Regions from separate parts of the Homo sapiens genome. Here regions 2 and 3 are each linked to region 1. Evidence: chromatin contacts called from ENCODE Hi-C or POLR2A ChIA-PET data. All regions are on one chromosome and are shown on one strand. Each heading gives the region's core, a stretch centred on a gene start or an enhancer-like site at or near the end of the contact. The rest is flanking DNA. Distances are from core to core; before and after follow the strand shown.

Region 1 (2,700 bases), core at 15-2,514:
TAGAGGGACCCGGAGGGTTGGAGCTGGGGCGCTCCTGGGAGACTGGGGGCGCCTGGAGAGGCGGGGGTGGGGTGGATGGGGGCCCCGAGAGCGCGCTCACCCTGGCAGCCCGCGACGAGTAGGGGTCCTCGAAGAGCGCCCACACGCGGGGCTGCCAGCGGCGCCACCATGTGCCGCCCGCGCCGCCCGCGCCCCCTGGCGGCCCCCCGGCGCCGCCGCCCGCGTCCTGGAAGCAGAGGCGCTTGAGCTCGCCGCCCGCTCCGTCCAGGCCGCCGCCGCCCGCGCCCGCCTCGTCGTCCAGGCCTCCGTCGTGGGCGCCTGCGGCGTTGGCGGCGTTGGCGGCGCCCGCGGGGTCGGGCGCCTCGAAGGAGTCGAGCGCCTCCTCAGCGTCGCGATGCTGCCGGTAGGTCATCCAGCAGCAGGCCTCCACGTCGGTCTCGTCGATGCCCCAGAAGCCGAGCTCCTCCTCAAACAGGGGCCCGCACACGTCGGCTGGGCAGTGCAGCTTGCCGGTGCGGTAGTAGTTGAGCACGTACGCGAAGACTCCCGGGTGCCGGTCAAAGAAGAACTCGTCGGCGCCCGGGTCGTAGTCGAAGCGTGCCGCCGCCTCGGGCTCCGTCAGGCCGGCCAGCCGCGTCCCCGGCAGGGTGCGCAGCGTCGAGCGGTACGTCTCATGGCGCACGCCGCCCACGTTGATCACGATCTTGCCGCTGTCGCCACCGCCGCCGCCGTGCCGCCCCATGGCCGCCGCCGGCAGCCCGGGGCATGGCTCGGCGCGCCGGTCCCCGGGCCCGCGGGGTGCCGGGGGGCCCGCCGGGGACGCGGCGGGGCCGGGCTGCGCAGGCTGCTGCTGCTGCGGCGGCAGCGGTGGCGGCGGCGGGGACTCGGGCGGCTGCGGCGGTGGCGCCGGCTGCTGCTTGCTGGCCCCCTGGCGCCCGCGGAAGGACGAGACGCAGACTGAGCTCAGCATTGGACGGGGGGCGGGGCGGGAGGGGCGGGGACGCAGGGGCGGGGACACGGGGGGAGAGACCGACGGGATTGGGTGGGAGGAGGAGCGAGGTAGCGGGGGCGTGGCTTAGGGGAGAGGAACCAAACTGATTGGCCTGGGGGAGGTGGGGCGGGGCTGTGGCTGGGAGGAGTGGGGCGGGCACTCTAACGCGACCCAGCTGGACGAGTCGGGGCCGCCAATGAGACGGAGCGATTGGCTCTTTCTAAGAGAGCAGGGAGGAGGGGCGGGGCGGGGCGTCAAGGGAGGCGGGACCGGTTACTACTAATTGTGTTCGGCAGCACTGGTAGCCAGGGGAAGGCGGGGCTAGATACGATAGAGAGAGACCTTACTGAACTGAAAAAAGTGCGGGCGGGGTAGAGGGAGGAGGGGACACATCCAAGCTATTTAAAGACGCCCGACTGGCCTGGAGGGGCGGGGCCACCATGAGAGAGGCCGTCCTGATTGGGCTGAGAAAGGGGCGGAGAGAAACAAAACAGATCGCACGCCCTCACCTAAAACACCGCTAGGCAGGACCTGGTGGGGAGGAGCATTGCTTGGAAGAGACAGGGCCGCAGAAAGTAGAAACGGTCCAGATGAGACTGCATGGGGCGGGAACTAGAGATGGAGGACTTTCCCGCGCAAGGGGGACAGGCTGGACTGAAAGAGGACACGGGAAGAACAAAGACTTAGACTCGGTGAGAAGGTGTTGAAACTTGAGAGAGTCCTGGAAACCCGAGAGGGTCTGGATAGGCCTAAGGGAGGGAGCGGGGCTGAGGCTCCAAGGCGGGCCTGGTTAGTCGGGGCTGGGCCCGGAGAATGAGTGTCCGGATGGATGAGTGGTACTGAGGAAGGTGAGTGGGGTCGACAAATAGAAAACGTCTTGAGGCAGGGCGCAGTGGCTCACGCCTGTAACGCCAGCACTTTGCGAGGCTGAGGTGGGTGGATCATTTGAGGTCAGGAGTTCGAGACCAGCCCGGCCAAAATGGTGAAGCCCCGCCTCTACTAAAAATACAAAAATTAGTCGGGCGTGGTTGTGGGTGCCTGTAGTCCCAGCTAGTCGGGAGGTTGAGGCAGGAGAATCGCTTGAACCTGGGAAGTAGAGGTTGCAATGAGTCGAGATCGCACCACTCCACTCCAGCCTGGGCGACAGAGCGAGACTCTGTGTCAAAAAATAAATAAATAAAAGAAAAAGAAAACGTCTTGAATGGGCGGTAGGAAAGAGAGACTAAGGAAGGAGCGGGGCTTGAGGGTCTTGAAAGCAACCAGGGTAGGCGAGGGCAGGGCAGGGCTAAGGGAGGGTAGAGGAACGGGAGAGGTGGATCCCAGGGGAACAATGAGACTACAAAGAGTACAAAGCTACTGGGCTGGATGGAGGGGAGGGACCTGGAACGGGGAGTCTTCGGGATCAGAAGACCTGGGAGAGGGCACTGCCTAAAGGTCACAGGGTCTCAAAGGGCGAGGCGAGAACTTCTAACGAACGCTACACCGCGGCGGACTGCAGATTGGAGGACCGAGGGTAGATGAGGACTGGTGAGGAGGGGGCACGCAAGGAGGCAGAGAGGACGGGAGAGGGGAGAGGCCAAAGCGCCAGGAAGCACCGTCAAGACTGAGGCAATATAGGCAGGACCGATAAAAAATGGGGTGGGCTAGGAGTCTCAGAGGTCGGGTTCTGGGGAAGAATGGAGTGAGGGGCGGGGCCAGAAAAAGGGGAC
Region 2 (2,700 bases), core at 199-2,698, 5.1 Mb after region 1:
GCCTAGGGCCCGTGCCACCCAGGGAGGTCACATATGGCCAAAAATCAGGGCATTTTAGTGGTGGCAGCATGGGACACTCGGAGCCGGGCGTGGCGTTGTTTCTGCTCAGTGTCCGCCTCCCGAAGCCTGTGCAGATCAGACAGTGCAGATCAGACAAGGCCTTTAGACACCAAGGAGCTCTGGGACGCGAGAACCAGTAGTCGGGGTGATCTAAGAGGGGAAGCTCCGGGTTCCGCGGAAGCTGAGTTTCCTTCACTCAGCGCGTGTCTTCTGGGGTCTCCTGTGTTCAGCGAATGAAGCCACGGGCACAAGGACGGACGAGACCCATCAGGTCCAGAGCGCACCCGTGGAGGAAGCTGGGCGAACCCCGACTGTCCTATGGAGGATAGTCCTATGGACCAGACGAAGCCCCTGCCCCAAGGAGTGCCCGGGTGTAACCGCAAGTTAAGGAGCCCTGGGGAGGTGACACAGGCACCCTCATTCCTTTTGTTCAGTAGGAGTCTCTGAGGCCTCCCCAGCACCATGCCGCGTGGGTGAGGCCGAGGACACAGAGAAATATCAGGCAAGGCTCCTGCCCCCTTAGGGTGGCCCTGACAACGGATCATAACCTCCCAGGGAGCTGATGGGGTGTGACAGGCACACCATAGGCTGGAGGCACAGGTGGAGGGCAGGGAAGAGGACCGGCAAATCTATAGAATCCTAAAGGGAGCCAAGAGAAGCCACATGCAAATCTCCCTCCCTCCAAACAATTCTCCCTTAGAGGGCATCCGCGCTCCCCTGGGGTGGCAGTCAGCGAGAAGTTTCCGTGTAGGTTCTCCCCAGGCTTAAACAGTTTAAGAGTTTTATTTCAAGAAAACCCTGGGGAGGGCGAACTGCAAGAGGGCTGCCAGGATTAGCCGAGGGATTCCGAATGAAGACGGAGTATTTCCGAACATACACACCTCTCCCAAGAGCGTTTCCGGAGGGTTCCGAAAATACCCGAGCGGGCCTCGGCGCCCTCATTGGCCATCACCGCGAGGGCTTACGAAGACCGGAAATATCCAAAGGTGCCGGGGCTAGGCTTATATAGTTCACGCATTCACCAGTTCATTCATAAAACAAATGTTTGTTGAGCGCCCATCATATGCCAATCACAGTGACAAGTGCTGGGTGAGCAATACTGGAGAGATAACGCTGAGGTATGGGTCCCAGGACCTCTCGAATTGGAGCCACTCGGAAATCCAGCGGTAGAGTTTCGAAAACTTCCGAACGGTTCCCGGAATACGCTCTCGGCCCTCTAACCGAAGAGTTCCGAATATTCCCGAGCGTTGAGCGAATTTTCGGCGGAAGCAGCCGAACATCATCGAGCCGCCTCGGAGGTGGGGACCGACAACTCCTGTCGTGCCCGCCCGGAGAGGAAGCGGAAATGCGTGTACGGTATTAAAGGCGTCGCCTCGCCCCTCGCCTTCCTCTTTCCGTCTCAGGTCGCCGCTGCGAAGGGAGGTGAGCGTTCGTCTTCCTCGCGTGGTCGCCATCTCCGGCCCGCCGCGCACTCCCTCTCAGTCCTCTGCCTGCCTTCTCCCCTTGCGCCTCAAGGGTCATTGGCGGACCCCAACCCCTCCCCGTGAAGTCGTTGTGAATTTTCAAGTTATTTTCCCCTCACTCTCATTCGCCGCAGCTAGTCTCGGCTGCCTGAATTCGGTCCCGCCGCCTTAGGTCACTCAGTCCCGCCTGACAAGAGTTCTAGGTCGCTGTCTGCCCTCAGGGGTCTCCCATTCACCCAAGTTCCCAGTCGCTCTCTTCCTCTGCTGTCCGAGCGTGGCCCGTGGCCTAACGCTGCTTTAGTTCTCTGTGTCTGACGCTTTCCCTGTGCCCGTTTCCCCGCAGCCGCCGCCATGTCTGCGCATCTGCAATGGATGGTCGTGCGGAACTGCTCCAGTTTCCTGATCAAGAGGAATAAGCAGACCTACAGCACTGTAAGTGGGGCCCGGATGCGTGGCTCCTGCGGGAGGAGGGTCCTGAGTCTCTTGACTCTGGGTCAGAGGGCGGGACCTTCGCATGTCTCCGGGTCCCTTATTCACGATGCCTTGTGCCGCCTCCTTCCCAGGAGCCCAATAACTTGAAGGCCCGCAATTCCTTCCGCTACAACGGACTGATTCACCGCAAGACTGTGGGCGTGGAGCCGGCAGCCGACGGCAAAGGTGTCGTGGTGGTCATTAAGCGGAGATCCGGTGAGTTTTGTCTGGTTTGGGCCAGAGAGCGGCCCCTTTCCCGGGTCTGGGAGCTGTGATTTTTTACTGTCAGGCAGGAAGAGCGGTAACTGCCATCGCGGCGGGCATCCCTGGCGCCAGGGTGTTGGTCTGGGTACCGGCTTCCCTCTCGGCCGACTTGTCAGCTCTGTGAGCCGCGCGCGTCTGAGCCCGTGTCCTCACCTGTAAAGTGGAGAAATGAAAAAGGACCTGAACTTCCTCGGTGGTTGTTGAGAGTTAAGGCACGGGGTTGATGTTTTCAGATGAAATTCTCAAAGCAAGTCAGGGTGGGGATGGATGGTTTCATCCCACAGGTGGGAAGATTGAGGCACAACAGGGGAGGGGCCCTCGCTACCACACTTAGGAGGGGACAGGCTGGGTTGGTTGCAGCCATTTGATTCCCATTTTGCCTGTGTAGGTTAGAGAAGAGGTCTTGGGGACCCCACTCCATACATTGTGCTGTCAGGTGCAG
Region 3 (2,700 bases), core at 153-2,652, 5.1 Mb after region 1:
TGACCCGTCTCCCCACGATCTGCATCTGGCTTGTTTCCTCATCCCTGACACTCACAGCAGGATGGAGTTTGAGATCACCTGGCCCACCCTCCCAGGCCCTTGCTGACACCATTCCCACCACCTGGAGCTCTCTTCCCATTCCTACTTAATTCCTACCCACCCTCAGGTCCAGGGAAGCCATGTCTGAAAGCCTTGCTTCAAATCTAGAGTACCGTCCCATGATATACTAACTCAATGACCAGATATTTCTCAACCCTTGTGGGAAAAGAGTACATAATTGTCATTTGTGGCGTCCTGCCCTGTCCACCAATGCATCCCAACACCTGACACGAGGCCAGCCTGTAATGGGTACTTCCCGCTAGGGTGATCTAGAGCAGGGTGATGGAGGATCTAAGCAGCAGCCCCTTCTCTTTTTCCTTCCAAACTCACCAGGGCCCTCGATGGTGACCTGGAGGTCGGTGAGGTCCTCCTCGTTGGGAAAGACCTTGATGCCATCGGGTGGGTCTGCGGTCAGTGTCGTCACCTCCTTGTACACCAGGCGGATGATGTGCGGGGGTAGGTTCTCCACGTTGGAGTTCTGGGCACGGATGGGAGAGCAGGGTGAGCGAGTGTTAAGAGCTGGGCTTCCCGCAGGGCCTAAAGATGCTGAGACTGCCCAAGTCTTGACTCAGTGGCCCCAGGCTGTCAATCACCCTTGAACTCCCAGACCCTCACCCAGGATGCTTCAGGCCATCAGCCCAGGCAGAGTTTCCAACAGAAATGGGGGCGGGTTCACGGGGGGGCTTGCAGATAACTCCACCCACCCCAGAACCCCCCCCCCAAAGCCCGCTCCTAACCCTGCTTGGTCCCCAGTGGTTCCACGTAGGCCAGAGATCTACTCTCTCCCCCTTCTCCACTAATTTTTGGTTAGAGCATCCTTGAAACCCCGGCTCAGGTCTGGAGATGGCGGCGGGGCGTCCTTGCTCCTGGTAACACCCATGGGCGGGCCGCAAAGCGCCCGGAGCCCTCGCCGCCAGGGAGACTGCGGGCCGCCCGAGCTCCTGCTCCGCCTGCGGGAAGGCCCTCGGGCCCATCCCGGGTCAGGGACCCCCAGGCTGGCCCTCAAACCCCTCAAGGCCGCCCGTCGGAGGCCCCTGAGACTCCACCTCCTCCCTCAGGGACACCCCCGACCACCTTCATGGGCCTCATCGCCCGTGCTCACCATGGCTGCGGCCGGCCGGGGGCGGGTCCCCCCGGCCCCCTTCCTGCGTTCTTCGGTCCGCCGGCCGGGGCGGGGGGCCCAACTGCTGCCGCTGCGGCCCTGGAGAGGCCCCGGCGGCCCCGCTCCGCTCCCCGCTGCCTCCGACGTCCGCCGCGCACAGCGTAGACCAACCCGCCGCCCCGGTGCCCGGCAGCACTGAGCCGGCCGCGCGCGCACCACTGCCTCTTTATAACCGCCCGCAGGCCACGCCCTCCGCGGCCCCTCAGCTCCGAGCCTCAACCGTGACGTCAGCGCGCACGTTCCTTGGTTTTCGACGCGCTCGCTCCCTTCCCCGCAAACTATGGTCAGAAGCGAGGGAAGTGGCGGAGAGGGCTGGGTAGCGGGCCGGCCAATGGGGGCCCGCGGGGGTCGGGAGGGTTCTCAAAGAACGGAGGGGCTGAAAAGGGGAAGAAGAGAGGAAGGGGGACGGGGAAGGCGACGCGGCCGCTGATTGGACCGTTTGAATGAGACGCCGCCACGGCCCGGCATACGCGCGGGCGCGCCCTGACGCTGAGGAAGTCGCGCACGCGACTAACGGTCTTCCTGGGGGCCGGAGCGTGGCGAGGGGAGGCGGGACTCGGGGTTTTAAACGCGTGATGGAAGGCGCTCGGGCCAATAGGGATGCGCTTTAGTGACTGGTGGGTCACGAGACTCGCATGGGCCAATGACTGATAGAGACCGGTCAGAGGGCGACCCAGTTTCGTGCAGATCAAACCGCTGCCAGCCAACGAAATCCGTTGATTTTTGTATATGCAAATGAAGTGTGCGCTGCCGCCCGCGCCCCCTCCTTTGAGCCGTGGTGGAGGTGGGCGCTGGAACTCCGACTACATTTTTCTATGAGGCGCCATTTTGTGCTGGAAATGCTCTTGGACCCACGTCCTGTATTGCTAAGGCTCAAAGATCAGTCAGAATGACCTTGAAGGCTTGGACAGCCTTGCACTCCGTGTGTGACCCCCACTCCTGCCAGGCTTCATCGAAGACGCCAGCCTCAGTTTCCTTATGTGACAAATGGGCACTGGGATCCGTTGTATTGCCAGGGAAAGAAGTCAGAGAGTGCCAAGACGGTTATTCACGGCATGGTTATGCCTATGACTGACCCATGGCCTCCAGCCACACCCGCCTTCTCTGGGACTCAGTTTCCCTCTCTAGGAAATGGACACATAGCTGCCTGGAAAAGGGACCATCTCCAGCCCTCAGTGTCAGTAAAAACGTCAGGCAATTGCTTGAGAACGGTGGCCAGAGCTCCCTGAGCAGGCCTTTTGGAGGGGCTTAGAGAGGAGGAGGGAATGCTGAAGTTGGCCTTCCTTTGCTCATCTGTGCAGTGCGGTCGCAGTGCCCTCTCGGTGTCTCTGCCAGTCTGTGCGTCCACAGCTCTTCTTAGTTTCTTGGCCTTTTTCAGCCATGGATGAGAGCATTAACATCTGGGCCTAATTTGGCCACAGGTACCTGAAAAGACCCCT

The links. A loop is a pair of places that touch in the nucleus more often than their neighbours do. ChIA-PET counts read pairs that join two places held with the same protein, here RNA polymerase II (POLR2A). Pooled maps may share reads with other maps.
Region 2: a loop to region 1 is called in a pooled map, with 12 times the contacts of the local background. The contact joins the promoter of RPL28 here to the promoter of KCNC3 in region 1. A Hi-C loop is called at or near these places in 2 of 50 pooled maps. POLR2A ChIA-PET finds 5 or more read pairs at or near these places in 2 of 52 experiments (A673 and WTC11).
Region 3: a loop to region 1 is called in a pooled map, with 4 times the contacts of the local background. The contact joins the promoter of UBE2S here to the promoter of KCNC3 in region 1. A Hi-C loop is called at or near these places in 1 of 50 pooled maps. POLR2A ChIA-PET finds 5 or more read pairs at or near these places in 2 of 52 experiments (HCT116 and WTC11).

The regions. Positions count from the first base shown.
Region 1 is chr19:50,328,113-50,330,812 of GRCh38, forward strand. KCNC3 (potassium voltage-gated channel subfamily C member 3) reads right to left here and starts at 1,265. Exons shown (of 5, transcript NM_004977.3): 1 at 101-1,265. The coding sequence starts at 970. LOC105372437 (a long non-coding RNA gene) reads left to right here and starts at 1,508. Exons shown (of 4, transcript XR_007067299.1): 1 at 1,508-1,683. RefSeq lists silencers at 128-217, 826-1,375, 1,456-1,515, 2,393-2,572, 2,586-2,700 and an enhancer at 980-1,274.
Region 2 is chr19:55,384,484-55,387,183 of GRCh38, forward strand. It overlaps RPL28 (ribosomal protein L28), which reads left to right and starts at 1,449. Exons shown (of 5, transcript NM_000991.5): 1 at 1,449-1,482; 2 at 1,867-1,955; 3 at 2,087-2,210. The coding sequence starts at 1,875. RefSeq lists enhancers at 1-371, 325-394, 425-494 and a silencer at 1-34.
Region 3 is chr19:55,406,386-55,409,085 of GRCh38, forward strand. It overlaps UBE2S (ubiquitin conjugating enzyme E2 S), which reads right to left and starts at 1,403. Exons shown (of 4, transcript NM_014501.3): 1 at 1,202-1,403; 2 at 430-577. The coding sequence starts at 1,204. LOC105372462 (a long non-coding RNA gene) reads left to right here and starts at 1,760. Exons shown (of 3, transcript XR_936075.3): 1 at 1,760-2,700. RefSeq lists enhancers at 866-1,379, 1,736-2,030, 2,052-2,161 and silencers at 1,032-1,501, 1,512-1,571, 1,582-1,631.